Regions from separate parts of the Homo sapiens genome. Here region 2 is linked to region 1. A link is a loop called in an ENCODE intact Hi-C map of the cell type or tissue named here. Cell type or tissue: thyroid gland. All regions are shown on one strand. Links, peaks and the distances in the headings refer to the core of each region. The heading gives the core; the rest is flanking DNA.

The links. Peaks named below come from ENCODE experiments on the same cell type or tissue, not always from the same donor. Only the 100,000 strongest peaks of a DNase experiment are listed, where the experiment ranks them.
Region 2: it touches region 1 in a loop (5-fold over the local background); 1 of 110 quality-filtered maps calls a loop at or near these places.

The regions. Positions count from the first base shown.
Region 1 is chr3:150,337,882-150,342,883 of GRCh38, reverse strand. The region is part of intron 1 of LOC107986141 (a long non-coding RNA gene); the gene reads right to left. LOC107986142 (a long non-coding RNA gene) reads left to right here. Exons shown (of 3, transcript XR_001740959.3): 2 at 1-1,778; 3 at 2,563-3,267. Among named protein-coding and RNA genes, the nearest start is that of LINC01214, 17 kb to the right of the region's middle. In thyroid gland, for the core only: no CTCF peak of the experiment used is centred there; a DNase peak (open chromatin) is centred at 2,413.
Region 2 is chr3:150,692,374-150,697,375 of GRCh38, reverse strand. All of the region lies in intron 3 of ERICH6 (glutamate rich 6), which reads left to right. Among named protein-coding and RNA genes, the nearest start is that of ERICH6-AS1, 8.7 kb to the left of the region's middle. In thyroid gland, for the core only: no CTCF peak of the experiment used is centred there; no DNase peak of the experiment used is centred there.

The DNA.
Region 1 (5,002 bases), core at 696-4,695:
GACTTCTGCCAATAGCCATATGAATGACCATCTTGGAAGTAGGTGCTCCAGCCCTGGATAAACCTTCAGATGACTGCAGCCCCTGCTCAGAGCTTGACTGCAACCCCATCAGAGACCCTGAGCCTGAGACACTCAGCTAAGTCACTCGGAGGTTCCTAACCTACAGAAACTGTGTGAAATAATAAATGTTTATTGTTTTAAGCCGCCAAGGTTTTGGGGTAATTTGTGATGGAGTAACAGATAACTAATACAAAGACCCTTTCAAAAGTGAGATTAATTGATTCTCTGATTCTCATACCACACTGGTAATAGCTGCCATGTGAAATATTCTTACTGGAAGCCATGGGAAGTTTTAAATCTCTCCAGATTCCTGCACATTGCTTGCATTAATTAATACATATACCTGTGTATATCCATATATACAAAGTTAATGCATTTTTTTCTAAACATTTTTTGAAATTTATTTTCAATTTTAAAGACAATATATGCTTATTAAAGAAAATGTGAGGGGAACGTTAAAAAAGATTACCCATAGTTCTAACACCCATAGTTCTAACATCTATAGTTAGCACATTTGAGTGTACTTCTCTATATTTTCTTTCAGGGTGTTTAAAAAAGTACTTGTGATCATATGCTGTATAACCATATTTTCACCAAGTCAAATCCACTTCCTTTAAAGGCAGAGCCCAATAATGTGCTTTGCTCATCCTTGTCATTCAGCTCCCTGCTCCGAGTGACAGGTTCTCAGAGAAATCAGATGCAACTATGTCCTTAGCGTGCAGATGGCTCATGAGGGTGTCATGTGTTTGGAGCCAGGCCCTGGCAGGGAGTGACCAGTGCCCGGGGTGCCAGACACATGGAAGATGATTTACATCAACAGGCAGTTCCCTCTGTGCATATTCTTTTTATTTTCAGTACTAACATCTGTGTGAAGGGCCAACCCCTGTCCCCCACTAACTTATATTTATATCCACAAATTTCTTATGGGAATCAACACTCCCTTATTCTCTGCTCTTCATAGAGGGCTGCAATGCTGGCAAAGTGTAGGCATCAGGACCCTCTCCAAGGCCCTGAGAGGGGTTCTACAAAATGTTCAGATGGTTATACGTTTTTGCAAAATTTGCAAAAATAAAAAACTTGAATCACAATTGGTTAAGACTGCTACATCTTTCCACTCTGCCCCATCCCCGAACCCAACACACATATACTTTCCTTTATGCAGGGTGGTGCTGAGTGGTCATGTGAGAGCATTTTATTGTTATGATTTTTTTTTTTTAACAGAGCCTGAAAAATTGTGTAAGTTCCAGGACTTAAAAACCTGGATATACCTCTTTGTCTCTGAATTGCAAATATATACATAATATATTTTTAATATAAATATATATCTGTGGTATTTATATATATATATTAACAGCTTTTTCAATTGCTTTGTACTGTGAACATAATTTATTATTTGCTAGCCTTATTTGTTAAGTCAGAGGAAATTTCAGAGCCATGAGGGTTACAGAATGAGAGGATTTCTAATGAGCTCAATGTGTTCTAAATGGTTTTATGTGATTCCCAGGTTTGCTTCATCAGAATCCATAGGTTCTCAAGTGGCGCTCCTCCTTGTGCTCGCAGAACCCCGCTTATTGACTCTACAGATACTTTTTGCAGAAAATGGCTGCCTCTTTGCTGTCTACTGTGACTCTTCAACTAGGAAAGAACCAAATAGATTTAACCTACTCAACTCGACACTTCTGAACAAAAAAGAATGCAGAATATATAGCACCAACCAGGTGAGTGTTCCACTCTATAAAAGACTGTGCTGCTCTCTGAATGTTTATTCATTTTACTTGTTGATCAGAGGAATTTATCCTTCTTTTAAAAAAACTTTTGAAATTTTAAAATCAAATCAGTGCCTGCTGTAGCAGCCAGGAAAATATGATCTTCAGATGTCCCTTTAAGAGGACCTGCGGCCGGGCGCGGTGGCTCATGCCTGTAATCCCAGCACTTTGGGAGGCCAAGGCAGGCGGATCATGAGATCAGGAGATCGAGACCATCCTGGCTAACACGGTGAAACCCCATCTCCACTAAAAATACAAAAATAAATAGATAAATTAGCCGGGAGTGGTGGCGGGCGCCTGTAGTCCCAGCTACTCGGGAGGCTGAGGCAGGAGAATGGAGTGAACCTGGGAGGTGGAACTTGTAGTGAGCCGAGATCGCGCCACTGCACTCCAGCCTGGGCGACAGAGCGAGACTCCGTCTCAAAAAACAACAACAAAAACAAAAAAAAACCTGCTGTGGGGCACATAGCAGAATGACAGCCCCTAGCTGCCACATCTTTGGATATACTGCGGCATTCATGCTGAGCCATAGCCCTCTGGGCTGCTCCCAGCCAATGACTGAACACTGAAGTGGTGCTAGGATGCCAGCGCAGGCCCATCCTCCCTGACACAGAACTCTGCTAGTGGGCAACTTTTGCTTAGACACTCCCTATCAGCTCGGCAAGTCTTTCTCAGAACTGCTCTGGGTTCCCAGGCTTTTCCTATCCAGCCTTTCCTTGCCCTTCTCTCTTCACAGGTGGCAGACCTGATCTCAATCCCAGCTTTCTCCCTGTCCACTCCTGCTTCCTCCTCCCTTTATCCTTCACAGGCTAAGCATTAAACATCAAGTAAGTAAACATCAGGTCCCATCTAAGCATCGGCTTCTATGAGCATCTGAACGGACATACGTACTCACTGTTAAAAATGAGCAAATCCAGAAGGGCATATACGAAGAAGCCACAGTTCCTCCCCTTATTCTCTCCTGCCCTGCATTTCCTCACATGAGGAAACACTTTAAACAGTTTCTCTTATAGCTCTTTGACAGTTAGTTCCATACTCCTAAAATAAGTTTATGCCATGCTTATTATTTATTTGATATATATTTTAGATATTTGTTATATACACATAAATATATGTAATATATTTGTTATCTTTTTCCATAATATGTTTATGCCATGTCTTTCTTTTCTTTTTTAACCATTGAAGTATAATGGACACAAAATAAACTGTTTATTTTTAATGTGAGCAGTCTGATGAATTTTGACATTTATATATGCCACAATCAAGCTATTAAAAAGGGCAAGGGGAAACTTTTCAGGGGTGAGCATATTCATCATCCCTGAAAGTTTCCTCATGCTCCTTTTAATACCCCCACCACCTCTCTCCATACTCTCTGATCTGTTTTCTGTCACTATAAGTTAGTTTTCATTTTTCAATTTTAAATAAATGGAATCTTATAGTATGTGGTATTGTTTTTCTGGCTTCTTTCGCTCAGCATAATTAATCTGAGATTCAACCATGTAGTTGCATGTACCTAATTCATTCTTTTTTGTTACTAATATATCTCATTGTATAGATACAGCATGATTTGTTTATTCATTCATCTTTTGGTGGACATTTGGGTTGTTTCCAGTATGGGGCTATCACAAATAAAGTTGCGATGAACATTTTTACACAAATGTTTGTATAGATTTACATTTTCTTTTCTCTTTCCTTTCTCAGAGATCATTGTTCTTCATCATGGGGCGTCCAAAGTCCTGAGCGCCGTTGTTTCATATATTTTATCTGGTATTTTAGTTGTTTCAGGCAGGACGGTAAATCTAATCCTTCTTACTCCATTCGACTGGAAGTGGAATTATCACATACCTCTTTAGCTAATCGTAGTCTCCCTTTGAGTGATCCAATACCACTTCATGTGTAGTGTATGAACCCCCAGTATGCCTATTTTTTCCCTCCCAGCCTTTGTGCTATGATTGTCATACATTTTGCTTTTACTTGTTATAAACTCTTCAATACATTATTACTTTCCTGTTTCTTTAGTCAACAAGTTTAGACATTATCTGCTGATTTCTATAATGTTGGCTATGGATTTAACTCACTTATCTTTCATCTTCCAAATCTGGCCTTTCTTTCCTCCACTTCCCCATAAATTGCCACTAGTTTTAGATTTTTTCTGCTATTAACCGTTACCTGTGTAACTACAAAAAATACACTCACATCCTTACTTCTAATTCCATCAACCATTTGACAATACCTCTTAATTCTTTGATTTGTGAGGTGAAAGTATGAAAGCCCTTACCCTTTCCTTCATTTCTTGATTCCTCCTAATCTCAACCAAATGCTTAATTTTAACTTATGTTTTCAAGAAAAAAGAAAACAAAAAACATGAACCTCATTCTGCAACTACCCCTAAGTCTTCCTTTTTAGGCTAACCCCGTGGGTTGATTCTAAGAGTTGAAAATTGATCAGCAGTGATTACATTATGACTATGTAAAGATTGTTCACTTCTTAGCTGCATAAGATACTATGATTTTATATCTTTTTTTCATAGCTTTGTGATTTTCTTGGAATTTCTAATTATTTCCTCCTCTCCATCCCCATCTTTTGCATTACTGTGATTTTTTTTACAACTTGATATTTCAATTTCTTAAAGATAGCACCAAATCTGTGGATTACTTCAGCTCATATACATTTTTTTTTCCAGATACCTGCCTTTTAAAACCCTTGTCCCGCCAGCTCCAAGCTGGACTTTTCTTCTCTAGATTTATTGAAAAGCTAAAATGGAAGAGACAATTAAGCCATGTCTTCCTTCCATTTTTCTCTCGTTTGGCTTGTTTCTTTAACTCCCTATTTTTCTCTTTTTTGGTTTACTCTCTTGTTTTATTGGAACACATCCTTGAATCACTTCTATAAGAAAGGTATATGGGAGGTAAACTTACTAAGTCCTTCCATGACTTAGAATAACTTTATTCTACTCTCCAATTATACTGATAATTTGATTGAATGTTGACTTTTTCATTTAAAATCATTTTTCCTCAGAACTTTGAAGGCAATGTTTCATTGTCTTCTAGAATTCAGTATTGCTGAAAAGTTAGATGACAATCTGATTTTTTGGGAAAAAAAGGCAATTTTTTTTTTGCTTTGAATGTTTTTTGGATTAAAAAATCTTTGATATTCTTAAATTTCACCATTCTGTG
Region 2 (5,002 bases), core at 458-4,457, 350 kb before region 1:
TGGTACAGTGGTGTAACTAAAACATCAACAGTCTTATTTTTTAAGGTCAAAAGATACAAATCAAACAATAGTTTCTTTTGACTATTACCCTCAATTTCAGATGTCACCACTATTATCATGTTGGTTTGTATCTTTCCAAATCTTTTCCTAAGCTTTTGTATCCATATAAAAGTGTAGTAGTGTGGCCCCTTTTGTTTGCTGTTGTTATTTACATGAATGGTATCACACCGAATCTGTTGTTCCACTTGCTTTTTCGCTTAATAGGCCTTGAAAATTTTTACCAGTAAATACAGGTAAAAATTCTTTGTAATTGTTGCATAATAGCACATAGTACAGATGTACAATTATTTATTTAAAGATTCCCCAACTGATGCATAAAATTGTTCCTAGATATTTATTTCCACAGTGTTACAGTAAGCCGCCTCCTCTTTGTGTACACACCGAGTATTGCTGTAAGACAAATGCCAAGAAAGTGGTATTGTTGAGTGAAAAGTTACACATTTTAATCATCACCTTCCTAAAGAGCTGACCCAAAGTATGCGTCCATCAAAAGGGTTGTTGAGACCACCCTTTTCCTACTCTTTCCTATATTTGATATTGTCATTCTTTTAAATTTTTGACAGTCTGTTAGGTGGAAATGATTATTATTTTATTTCTTAATTATTAAGATTATTGCCGAGGTTGAGCAACTTGATACCAATAATATGTTTTTTTGGTCACTCGATTATCTTCTTTGAATTCAGCAAACAGTGTTCATATCTTTTTCCCATTTTTCCATTGAGTTGTCTTTTCTTTCTTGATGTTTATTTTTTGGCAGCTTTTTACATATCTGTAATACTTCTTTGAATGTTGTATATGTTGCAGATTGCTCCTCCCAGTTTGTCTTTTACATTTGCTTGTGGTCATTTTTGTTAAATATAATTTTAAATTTGATGTAAGTAAATCTTTTCCTTGTGATTCTCACATTTTGTGGTTTAAAAAGTATTTCCCTAATTCAATAATATATGTATATTTTCCTACATTTTCTTCTAAAACTTCTAGAATTTTACTATTTATCTTTAGCACCTAAATCAATATGGACTTTATTTTTGTGAATGGCTTAAGAAAATAACCATCCTTTTCCCCCAAATTTTGTCTCTATACTACTCCTTAACCAGTCCAACCTTTCCACTCTGCTTTGAAATGGTGTCTTTATCCTATACTAAATTATCAAATATATATTGTGTATATATTTCATGTGTGTACATACACACATGTGAATATTCTGTTCCACTGAACTATTGGTATTTTCCTATACCAATATCACACTATCTTAATTTCTATGGTTTTACATATTTAATATATGATAAATGAATTTCTCCCCTCCTTATTCTTTTTCAAAATATTATTCCCAGTTATTCTTGGGCACTTGTTCTTCCAAAAGTATTTTAGAATCAAAATTCCATTGAAAACTCCCACCAAAACTACATTGACTATGTAGATTAATTTGTGAATAATTGATACCTTTTTAATATTAAATCTTTTAATATTAAGTCTTGTTTTTCAGGAACCTAGTGTACCTCTCCATTTTGTTTCTGATCTTCATATATATATATATAGTATATACTATATATATGAGCCTCATAAAGTTCTTATTAGTCTATGCTAGGTGTTTTATAGTCTTTCATTGATGTAGCCAACCATTGGGGTCTTTTTTTCTTTCTCTTTTTGAGACGAAGTCTCGCTCTGTCGCCAGGCTGGAGTGGAGTGGCGCGATCTCGGCCCACTGTAACCTCCGCCTCCCAGGTTCAAGCGATTCTCTTGCCTCAGCTTCCCGAGTAGCTGGGATTACAGGCATGAGCCACCATGCCCAGCTAATTTTTGTATTTTTTTTTTTTTAGTAGAGATGGGGTTTCACCACGTTGGCCAGGATGGTCTCAGTCTCCTGACCTTTCCTGACCTCATGATCTGCCCGCCTCGGCCTCCCAAAGTCCTGGGATTCCAGGCGTGAGCCACTACAGCCGGCGAGAATCTTTTTTTCTATTGTATTTTCTAATTGGTTATTGTCAATCAGTAGGAAAACTATTGATTTCTATGTATCAATCTTGTATCTGACCCCCTTGCCGTACTTCCTTATTCATCATAGTAGTTTGTCAGTTGAGGGTCTAGTGGACAATTACATTTCGTGTGAATAGTGGCAGTTTTATCTATTCTCTATTGTTTTTACTTAGCAGTTGTTATGGTCTAAATATTTGTGTTCCCCCAAAGTTCACATATTGAAATCTGATCACTAATGTGATAGTATTAAGAAATGGAGCCTTTTGGAGATAATTAGGTCATGAGGATGCAGCTGTCATGAATGGGATTAGTGCCCTTGTAAAAGAGGGCCCAGAAAGCTAGTTCATTCCTTCTACCATGTGAGGACACAGCTAGAAGGCACCATCTATGAACCAGGAAATGGGCACTTACCAGACACCAAATCTACCGGCACCTTGATCTTGGACTTCTCAGCTTCCAGAACTGTGCACATAGATTTCTGTTGTTTATATAAGGTACTCAGTTTATGATAATTTGTTATAGCAACCCAAACAACCTAAGACAGAAAATTGGTACCAAGATGTGGGGATGATAAACCAAAAAGTATCTGAGACAGGTTTCAATCAATTTAGAAAATTGTTTTGCCATGGTTAAGCACATGCCCAGAAGAGAAGTAAGACAGAGTCACTGAAATGGTCTTTGCCTTCCTCCAAAGATGATTTTGAGGGCTTCAGTATTTAAAGGGGAAAAGCAGGTCAGAAGGAAAGGAGGAACGAAGTGGTAATCCACGTGTTGCAGGAGAAAACGAGCAGGTAGGGGAATAGTCAATTCTGTATTCATCTGGCCCTCAGTAAATCAGCACTTTAAATAAGATAAAACGAACATAGAGTACCTACCCATGGAGATATTTAACCTTTTATCTGTAGCTGTCTGCTTAGGAACAAAAGGAAAAGTGGTTTCTTGCATGACTCAGATTTTAGCTTTATTTTTTCCTTGTGGCATGGTGAATTGTGTTCCTGAGTTTTTATTTTTCATTCACATTTCTTCTCCCTTTTCTTTTAAAGATGTTTCATCTTTCTGAAACACACCAAATAATAATAATAAATAAAATTTTAAAGATAAAATTTTTCAGAGAAAGCATTTTAGAAAATAATGAGTCTGGTCTCAGGTTGTTTCTGATCTTTCATGGCTAAAATGGTTTTAGCAGTTTGTGAAGTCTCATGTCCTATGAAGAAAAAATAGGAGGAGGAAGGGAGAAAAACAACAGCAAACAGAAGAACAATCCTGGAAAACTGCTATAGGCCACATTACTCTGAAGTCCATACATCACTAGGCAGGTATGAAAGTGGCTTATGTATGTAAATAGGTTGTTGTTATTTTCTTCTGAAGTTTAAGTTTTCTAGCTTCAGTTTGCAGGGCTTTACAAAAGCACAGCTTAGTTTTCAGTGACTCCAAATTGGGGAAAATGGGGGAAGAAAGAAGGAAAAAAAATTGAAAACATTATTTTGAAGATTTGTAACCAAGAAAAATTAGAATTCAGTCCAAACTGTAGAAAATAATAAAAATTGAAAAACATTAGTCAAGACAAGAATCTAACAACAAGTATACTATAGGTTTTGAAACATAATTTTTCTCTCTCCAGTTTCCCATTTTTACTAAAGACAAATTGTGGTAGGACTGGTTTGCTTTATTATACTTGGCCTAATCATTTGTATACAGTGCAGTAAAAAAAAAGTAATTATTTTTACATAGGCTTTTAAATTGGCTTTGATGGAATTTTGTTCTATAGAAAGAATCTCAGATAAGACTTTTTTAAAGTTGAGCCCAGCCATTGATTTGTACCATCAAATACCTATGAGTTGGGTGATCCTCTCTCCTCTTGAAGTTCCAAGATAAAAGTTGGGGCTCCTAGGCCTGTCAGAAAGTGACATTCTTTACTTACCACAGGTCAGGAACCCTGTACAGGGACTGTATGGACAAGTATGAGGCCAGTTTTCCCAAAGGGCTTTTATTGGATCCATAAGTCAGATTTGATTCCTTAAGGAAAGCACACCATTCCAGTCAAAGCCTTGATAAAATAACCATTTTCTCCAATTGTGTTCTGTCATGAATGAAAACAGATTCTTATTGCACTTATACAAATAACTGTATTGCTATAAGTTAAGAATACTCACAAATAGTTTCTAAATTCTGGAGAAATCAGGTAGAGAGAAAACAAATACACTCCAAATTTTGTTCTTAGGAGTACACTTTACTCAATTGTTAAAAGCTGTAAATAGCTTAAAAGTTTTCTTGAGTCTGAAAAACAAAACAAAGGATCAGCAACGTTTTAAGCAAAAAGTTAAAAACATTGCTTCAGACTTCTATTAGTTTAGTCTATGCAGTTAATTCCTGTTCTGCTTGATATTCTTGAATATTTCAGCTCTCCATGAGTCCTGAAAGCTTTTCCTCTATTCTGATGTCATAGTCTCTGAAGTTATCAGAAACCTGCATTTGAGAACACCTGTTAAGAGTTTTATAACTGATTATAAATCCACCTTCTAAAGTGCACCAAAACAAGATAACAATTGTCTGGGGACGACAAAAAGTTTTAGGGCAGCCATAGTCAAAGACACAATTGACAAGAAAATTTGTTACCTCTGTGGTACACAATAATTTAACATAATTATAATTATTACTGATAATGTACATTAACTCATATCAAAATTATAGGAGTTTCCCATAATTTTAGAACACATACTAATAACATATTTATACAAATACAGGCCAAAGAAAACCAAACATCATTTTATATTTGACAGTGCTTCCTGTATAATTTTTATACCAAATAAGCCAAATATGTCATTTTTGTACTTTAAGGAACCTAATATCTTAAAGGATTAATTAGATCAGGAAAAGACATAATTTATAATTTGATTTGGAAAGTTTGACCATTATCAAAGGTTTAAAACACTTGATATCATGAAATAGGATCACAGGTTATTGT